Linked DNA regions of Homo sapiens: region 1 is linked to region 2. Evidence: chromatin loops called from intact Hi-C (ENCODE). Cell type or tissue: GM12878. All regions are shown on one strand. Each heading gives the region's core, and the rest is flanking DNA. Links, peaks and the distances in the headings are about the cores only. Region 1 overlaps NME8 (NME/NM23 family member 8). Region 2 overlaps ELMO1 (engulfment and cell motility 1).

What was found. Peaks named below come from ENCODE experiments on the same cell type or tissue, not always from the same donor. Only the 100,000 strongest peaks of a DNase experiment are listed, where the experiment ranks them.
Region 1: it touches region 2 in a loop (5-fold over the local background); 1 of 110 quality-filtered maps calls a loop at or near these places.

What each region holds. Positions count from the first base shown.
Region 1 is chr7:37,851,096-37,855,504 of GRCh38, forward strand. All of the region lies in intron 5 of NME8 (NME/NM23 family member 8), which reads left to right. Among named protein-coding and RNA genes, the nearest start is that of NME8, 4.7 kb to the left of the region's middle. In GM12878, for the core only: a CTCF peak has its summit at 2,609 (motif pointing left); no DNase peak of the experiment used is centred there.
Region 2 is chr7:37,209,824-37,214,232 of GRCh38, forward strand. ELMO1 (engulfment and cell motility 1) reads right to left here. Exons shown (of 22, transcript NM_014800.11): 12 at 3,512-3,634; 13 at 1,563-1,694. Among named protein-coding and RNA genes, the nearest start is that of ELMO1-AS1, 210 kb to the left of the region's middle. In GM12878, for the core only: no CTCF peak of the experiment used is centred there; a DNase peak (open chromatin) is centred at 2,410.

The DNA.
Region 1 (4,409 bases), core at 153-4,152, 640 kb after region 2:
ACCCAGTTACCATATTTTCCAGTGGCAATGATTTTTCCTCATTTATTTGCTACCTACTTGCAATAAGGGATTAAAATATTATAGCCAAACACATTTTACTGAATTGTACTGTTTTTTCAATCTATTCACATAAAATGATCAACTAATTAGAATTTCGTTGTCCAACATGGTAGCTACTAGGCATAAGTGACTATGGAGCTCTTGCAATGTAGCTGGTCCAACTGAGGAGCTCAATTTTTAATTTTAATGAATTTAAATCTGGATTTTCAAACTGATACTCCATTGAGTTATTGTAAAACTTTTAAAATCTGGGATAACTTGAGTATGTGAATCTACTACTTAACTGTAAATGTTATTAAAGCTAATTAAGGATTAATTATTTCTGATTAACATTTAGCATATGAATTAAGACATACTCAAGTGTAAGAGACACATTAGATTTTAAAAATTTAATATGGAAAAAGAAAGTGAAATATGCCATCAATAATTTTATACATTGATTACATGTTGAAATGATAATATTTTGGATGTATCGGGTTAAGTAAAATTTATTATCACATTATTTTCACCTTTTTTTGTTTTTAAATGTCCCTACTGGAGAATTTATATGTGTGGCTTATATAATATATTTATATTATATAGAAAAGCTCCCAAACCAACTAGACTTAAGATACAGGAGCAGATAACAGATGATAACAGATCTTTACTCCTTATCTCTGAAATACATAGTTCCTAATGCAGACATGCAACCACAACCCACTCATGTTCTCCCAGTTACAGGTCTTTCATGGCCCCTTTCAACCCAAACATTGGAATGGGTTTGCCTACTGACCTTGTATTTCACTATCCATCCCCTTCTTTAAATGCATTTTCCATAGGACTTATTTTCCTTAGTTCAAGATGATGAATAAGCAGTTTAAAGCCTAGACACTCACCTCTTATTATTTTTCTATTCAAGAGAGTAAGTGGCTGTCTACAGTAGTTAAATCCTGTTGTCCTGGTGAAGGAATTGACTTTTTTTTTTTGTCTTCTGAAATAAGGACTTTGTAAGGTTTTCATTCCTTTAATTTTTTAAAAAATGTCTTTATATAGATGTTATTTTTAGAGCAGTTTTAGGCTCATAGCAAAATTTACCAGGAAGTAAAGAGTTCTCATATATCCCCTATCCCCACACTCTCATAGCCTTTTCCACCATCAAAATCCCACATCAGAGTGGTACATTGTTACAACGGATTAGCCTACACTGGCACATCATTATTTACCAAAAGCCGTAGTTTACATTAAAGTTCATTCTCGGTGTTGTACATTTTAGGGAGTTTAACAAATGTGTAATGACATGTACTTACTATATTATGGCATCATATAGTATAGTTTCATTCCCAGCAAAATCCTCTGTAATCTGTTCATCTCTCCCTACCTCATAACCTCTGGCAACCACCAATCTTTTGACTACCTCCATAGTTTTCCCTTTTCCAGAATGTCATATAGTTAGAATCACATAGTGTGGAGCCTTTTCAGATTGGCTTCTTTTACTTAGTGATATGCGCCATGTCTTTTAATGATTTGATAGCTCATTTCTTTTTAGTGTCAAATAATACTTCATTATCTGGATATACCAGGGTTTATTTATCCATTCACCTGCTGAAGAACATCTTGGTTGCTTCCAACTTTTAGCAGTTAGGAAAAGGCTGCTATAAGCATCCATGCTTAGGTTTTTGTATGAACATACTACACTTTCAACTCATTTGGGTAAATACCAAGGAGTAAGATTGCTGGATCATGTGGTAATGATATGTTTTATTTTGTAAGAAACCACCAAATCTTCCTAAGCAGCTGTACCATTTTGCATTCTTACCAACAATGAATGAGAGTTTCTGTTGGTCCACATTCTCACCAGCATCTGTTCTCTGGATTTTGGTCATCCTAATAAGTGTGTAGTGGAATCACTTTGTAGTTTTAGTTTGCGTTTCCCAAGATTATGTGAGGTGGAGCATCTTTATATATACTTATTTGCCATCTGTATATCTTCTTTGAGGAGGTGTCTGCTAAGGATTTTGGCTTATTTTTTTAATTGGGTTGTTTGTTCTCTTATTGTTGAGTTTCAAGTATTCTGTGTATTTTGAATAACAGTCTTTTATCAGGTATTACTTTTGCAAATAGTTTATCCCAGTCTGTGGCTGGTTTTTTCATTCTCTTGTCATTGTAGTTTTTTTAAAGACGAGATTCTGTAACAACCTGTTTCACTCTGGAGAATCACAACCACCAGAAAGGAGCTAGGAAATTATTCTAGACTTGATTCTTCACAGAGAAGAAAAATCAAGTTAGAAGACCAGAGAATAGAGCCTAAAGGAGATTGCCACATGCAGTTGGAAAGGGGTTGATAGAAGTTAAAATACAGTATCACAAGTGTCTAACAGCTGACAGATGGATCACAGGGAATTGAGGATCAGGAAATTCTTGTGAATCCTGGCAGTTGGCATTAGGAAAGTGGCAGTAGACGTTCACATAGACTAGGGGTTCCAGATTCTGGTGACCTGCCCATAAAGGTGAAAGAAAATTATATCTCCAAACCTCCATTGTGAGCAGCAATGGAGGGATGCCCTCTGCCGGACATATTGTTTTCTGCTGTTAATCAAGGAAGAACTTGAACATGTAGGTCCAAAATTAAAATGTATGAGGTTATTTCCTATTAAAATTGCCCTGAGCTGAATGGTCAGTATACAATTTTTTTCTGCTGTGTGCCTTTTTAAAAGAGGAACATTAAATATTTTATATATATAGAGAGAGGCATATAAAAATTTAGTTAATAGTGTTTATTATAGTTACTGTTATATTATTATTAAATTATTTAATCCTTAATAATTTATGTATTATAATATAAACATTATAATTATAATACCTGAATTACTTCTAAATAGAGTTGACCCTTACCAATGCTGGAGTTAGGGGTGCTAACCCCCCACGTAGTAAAAAATTCATATATGACTTTTGACTCCACCAAAAGCTTAACTACTAATAACCTACTGTTGACTGGAAACCTTATGGGTAACATAAACAGTCGATTGATACATATTCTGTATGTTATGTGTATTATATACTATATTCTTGCAATAAAGTAAGCTAGAGGAAAGAAAATAGTATTAAGAAAATTATAAGGAAAACAAAATATATTTACTATGCATTAAGTGGAAGTGGATTACCATAAAATTCTTCATCCTCATCATCTTAACATTGAGTAGGTTGAGGAGGAGACGAAGGAAGAGGAGTTGGTATTGACGTCTCAGGGGTGGCAGAAGCAGAAGAGGTGGAGGAAGTGGAAGGGGAGGCAGGAGAAGCAGGCATAGTGGATGTAATTTTATGGAAATACGTGGTAATTTCTGTCTGACGTTTTTGCTTTTTCATTGCTCTAAAAATGTTTCTATGTGGTACCAATCCTTCTTCCACCATTTGCTTTGGTTTCAGTGCCCATATCATAGAAGGGTCCATGTCATAAATGAAGTCAAAAGCAGTCTTGAATAACTGGAATTCTTCTGCCAGATGTTCTAATGTCAGTTTGTTTTCTGGCACTGGCTCTTCTACATCTTCTCCCTCATCGTCTGGCACTGCTTTAGAGGCACTCATCTCTACCAATTTGTCTTCTGTTAATTCCTCTGGTGTGGTGTCTCTCAGCTCTTGGATTTCTCCAACATCCATATCTTGAAACCTTTCACCCCCCACCTTTTTGCCACATACACAATCTCTTTTATGACTTCCTTAATTGGCTCTGTCATAAATCCCATGAAGTCATGCACAACATCTGGACACAATTTTCTCCAGCAGGAATTTATTAATTTGTGCTTGATAGCTTTTGCAGCTTTTTCTATAACAATGATGGCATCTTCAATGGTGCAATTCTCCCAGACTTTAATGATGTTCTATCAGGGTTCTCTTCCATAGCACTGACATTTTTTCCATAGAGTACCACGTGTAATGAGCCTTCCAGGTCCTTATGAGCCCCTGATCTAGAGGCTGAATTATAGATGTTGTGTTTGGAGACAAGTAGATCATTTTGAGACCTTTGATGTCGACCTCATGGGATTCTCAGTGACCAGGGGCATTTTCCAATATCAAAGAACTTTAAAAACAGTCTCTCACTGGCAAGGTACTTCCTGACACCAGGGACAAAGCACTGATGGAACCAATCCAGAATAAAAGGTTCTCATTGTCCAGGATTTCTTGTACAACTGAAAGACTGGCAGCTGGTGTTATCTTTTCCTTTCAAGGATTGGGGGTTAGCAGTTTTATTGAGAAAGATAGCCCTGATCATAAACCCAACTGCAATGCATAAAATGGTTGAGTTAGCCTATCTCTTCTTCCTTAAGTCTTGGTGCTCACTTCTCTTCTTTACTAAATAACGAACTTTGCGGCAT
Region 2 (4,409 bases), core at 89-4,088:
CCAGTCATGACATTTTTTGCTAAAATTTTAAAAAATTGATTCAACTAAAAGATAAAATGGAATGCCAAGGTCGAAACATAAAATATAATGATACAAAAATAATTTCAGAATACCTCTGTAAAGCAAGCTGCAAAGCTGAATATGCAGTAAGTATTCTTATTTAAAACGTCATATTAAAACTAACACTATAAAAACAATAACTGGACAGAGTGTTAGTTTTTTAGGTTTTTAGGTTTTTTTAGTTTAAGAAACACTACTGGAGAGAGTTAAAAAAAAAATGAACACTGCTGGTTAAAATGGACATGACTTTCTGTGTGTGGAAAGCAATTAGACAGTATCAAAAGCCTTGAAAACATATCTCATACAAAGTACAGTTCCACAAATTTATCCTAATAATGTGATCATGGGTGTGCATACATTCTGGGCTGTAAGATATTAATTATAGACTTATGGTAATTTCAAAGCATTGAATCATTTAGTAAAAGGGCTTGGTTAAATAAATTGTATTACATCTAAATAATGAAAAACAAATCAGTAATGAAACACAGTAATATGAAAACATTTTCAAAGAATATTCCCATGAAAGACAAGCCTTCTCAAATAACACATAAAGCATGATACCATTTGTCAAACTATGTATAAATATTATTATTAGTATATATACAGATATATACATTGTGTGTATATATATATATTTGGGTGTGTCTGTATATATGTATATGCATGAATATGTATATATATAAAATATATACACCTTATATATATACACACACAGACACACACATACAGATATATAGCTTATATATTTTTTTCCAAGGAAAGAGTATTTGGAACTATAAAATAATGCCTGGTGATTTCTAATCACCGAAGCCAAAATCTCAGTAATGCCATTTATGATGGGGATTAAAATTGAAATCCAATTTTACAACTGCAGAATTTGATATTAGCCGAAGGTCACTCAGAGACTTCATGGGGAGAAAATCGAGAATATAGTGCAAACAGAAATGAAAACAATGGATTATATTCAGGACAAGCTGTGTTCTGATTTGCAAACTAAAAAAAAAATCTAGGAGACAACCTATTAGCATTCATAGCAAGAGAGACCTTTTAAGAAAACATAAATTGTGTTAATGTCATCAGGATTAAATTTCAGGAGACTTTCAATTTGACTTTGATATAAAATTGATGTATGTAAGTAATCAACTCAATAACCCAATAATAAGATCCATCACTCATTTAAGGCAAACACAAATCTTAAGCATCTTGTGAAATAGATTTAATGAAGTCGAGATACATTCCGGGCTAACTACTCTCGGTTACACTTAATCAGAACTGAATAAACAAATGCAGTATTAGTCACACTTGTGCAAGTTATTCCATTTCACTGAAGCCAGAAGAGATTTTCATGTGATCCTGTTTAAACCAGCTAAACATCTGGAAATGTGGAAACTATTCCGTAAAGCGCAAGAGGACCACACGCTCGGAAGAGACATCAGTTATGTGGCTGAGGTCAGGCCCGGGGAGGCTGGAGGGAGAGCGCATACTGGAGATAGCTTACTTACAATGAACCCAAGCTTCTTATAATCTCGCGTGTACATGGACTTGCGTTTCTCCATGCTGCCACTGCTGTTGTTAGGTTCAGACTCAGCATCAAAAGCAATTCTTCGAAGTTCAAATATGATGTCCCTCTGAGCCTGAAGGAATCAGGGAGTAAAAAGAAAAGGGAGGGGAAAAAGCTGCTTTCATTGTGTGACATTACATATACTCCCTCTTTCCCTGGGGTCTAAATGAATCACTGCATTCAGGCAAAAGAAAAACAGATAAAAGAGAACCAATGTTCTAAGTTAGGGCTTTGCAGACCACTCTTCCCCCGTCAGTCTCCCTGCTGGTCAGGCCTGGCTGTATTCCACAGTGGTCCTCTTAGCCAAGTAGTTATCTGGAGCACGAATATTGATAGTCCAGTGCAGTCTTAACTGAGAGGCCCAGATATGATGGAAGGGTCGTGATTGGAGAAAGCTAAGCTAGAGAAACTGGGGATACTGTACAGTTGGGAACAAAGTAAGAAGCACCCAAAGTGCCTCACCCCACTAAGTTACTTCATGGAAACCAACACAGGACAAAAAAGAAAGAAAGGGTCAAAGGTGCAAACAACCCAAGTGTCCATCCAAGGGTAAATGGATGAACAAAATGTGGTGTGGACATACAATGGGATACTATCCAGGCTTTGAAAGAGGGCAATCCCAGTAGATGCTACAATCTGGATGAGCTTTGAAGATATTATGCTGAGTGAAATAAACCAGACACAGAAATATGCATATTGTCCAATTTCAATTATATGAGGTCCCTGGAGTAGTCAAATTCATAGACAGAAACTAGAATGGTGGTTACCAGGGACTAAGAGGACAGGGGAATGGGGAGTTAGTGTTTAATGGGTACAGAGTTTCAGTTCTGCAAGATAAAAAGAGTTCTGGAGATAGATGGTGGTGACAGTTTCCTAACAATGTGAATGTACTTAATGCCACTAGACTGTACACTTAAGAATGGTTAAAATAGTAAACTTTCTGTTATACATATCCCACCACAATAAAATACATAAATAAATTTTTAAAAGGGTTTCCAAGCAAAGAGCGTCATGTCATTCAATATTAAGAGGCATTGCTCTCTGCCACTAGAAGTGGTAAGATGACAGTCTCCTCTCCCTGGGATGACCACACCTTGCCAAAAACGTGGGGCACATTCACCGCCTCTCAAAGCCTCTCCATCATTCTTAACCGTATGGCCTTGCTCCATGAATGAAGTGCCACGGCAGCTACACACTTCACATATGCAGTTCACATCTGCAACAGATCAGGCCCTCACGTGCCAATAATGAGTGTTTTCCTTTCCAAAGCTGCAGCGCTGTTTAAGTTGAAAATGTGCTACGGCAGGGCTCCCAGCTGTTTCCTCTCACTCTACCCTCACACAGCAAAGGTCCCCAAAGCCTTCTGAATGGAGCTATAACCTTTCATGCACAACAAGAGACCCAGCAGAGAGTTACAGCCAACAGCCAACCGACAGAAATGCTGGCCCAGAAATCAGGTTTAATCTGGGACCCTGCTCTTGGCACTGATCCCTGGAGAACGAAAATTGCTAACTCAACCCCACAGAATCAATGCCACATAGAGTCACCAAGAGGCCCTAGTTGTCTGGGAACTTGACTCCAAAGCTACTACTATTAAATGTTACTTGGGGCCAGGAGCTAAAGTCTGTGGTCATGTGACATCAAACTTTCTTATTCAATAAATGCAGAAAGAACATGCATGTTTGGAGCCTAATGGAAGAATGCATTTGGTATATTTTCTGATCCTAGATTCACCTAATTTTGAAGCCATGCCCCTAAGTTCTGAGATGATAATAAAATGACATCATATCAAACTCTGAAACTCCCTAGTTTCAGGGTACCTCAAGAAAAGACTTTTAATGACACTTTCTGTCCTTCCTGTGCTTTGACTGCTGTCCAATGAGCACTCACCTGGTCCTGGGGGTCCATTTTGGTCATCATCCTGTCTTCCAGGAGGTTAAAGGTGAGCACTTGTAGAACATACAGCTGGTGCGCCATCTCATTGTTGATGGCCCGCTGGGCTCGGATGACATGCTAGGGAGATGGTTCACAAATGAAATTTTTTAAAAAAGAAAGAAAAGGAAACAACTAGAATTAACACTCAAGAAGGCTCTCACAGTCTTCACTGGGAGGTATAAGGAATGGAGAAGGAAGGTGAGGGCACAGGGAATTTCAGAGCTTTCCTTTGAATTTCAGAGCCCAGTAAGGTTCCTGATCTTCAGGTCACAGGCCATGAAAAAACCTACTGTGGGCAGGAGGGAGTGGAAGGGGAAAAGCGCTGGAAAGGGACTGATGATGGCAGCCATATAAGTCAAGAGAAGATGTGCTTGAAATGGGGGTGTCTCCAAGACAACTGTGGATTTCTACAATGGAAGCATCTGTCACACGCAGCAGAAAAACCAATGATGCATACCCATAGGAAGCAATTTTGCCATTATCTTACCCTGGGACTGTCTCTGACAGGTGAGCCCACTTCAAAATGGGGAAAAGTTTTAGAAGGAACACACAAAAGCAAAATACCCATCAAATCTTAATCCACTGTGGGAGCTACACAAGGATGTCTACCATCAAAAGCAGAGAGCAAATGCTCGTGAATTACTTTACTCACTGTTAACAATTAAATGAAAGATAAAATGACTTTTCCCCATAGAAACAGAACTGAAAAGAGAACATACAAGGAGTGGCAGGACAGGAAGACTGGATAGGTCCACCCCCAATCCCCTCACCCCTGCCCAGAAATGGGACAGCTGCCACCAACTCAACATTCAGCATTTGGGACTAACATACAGCCTTTTCAACAGAGATTCTG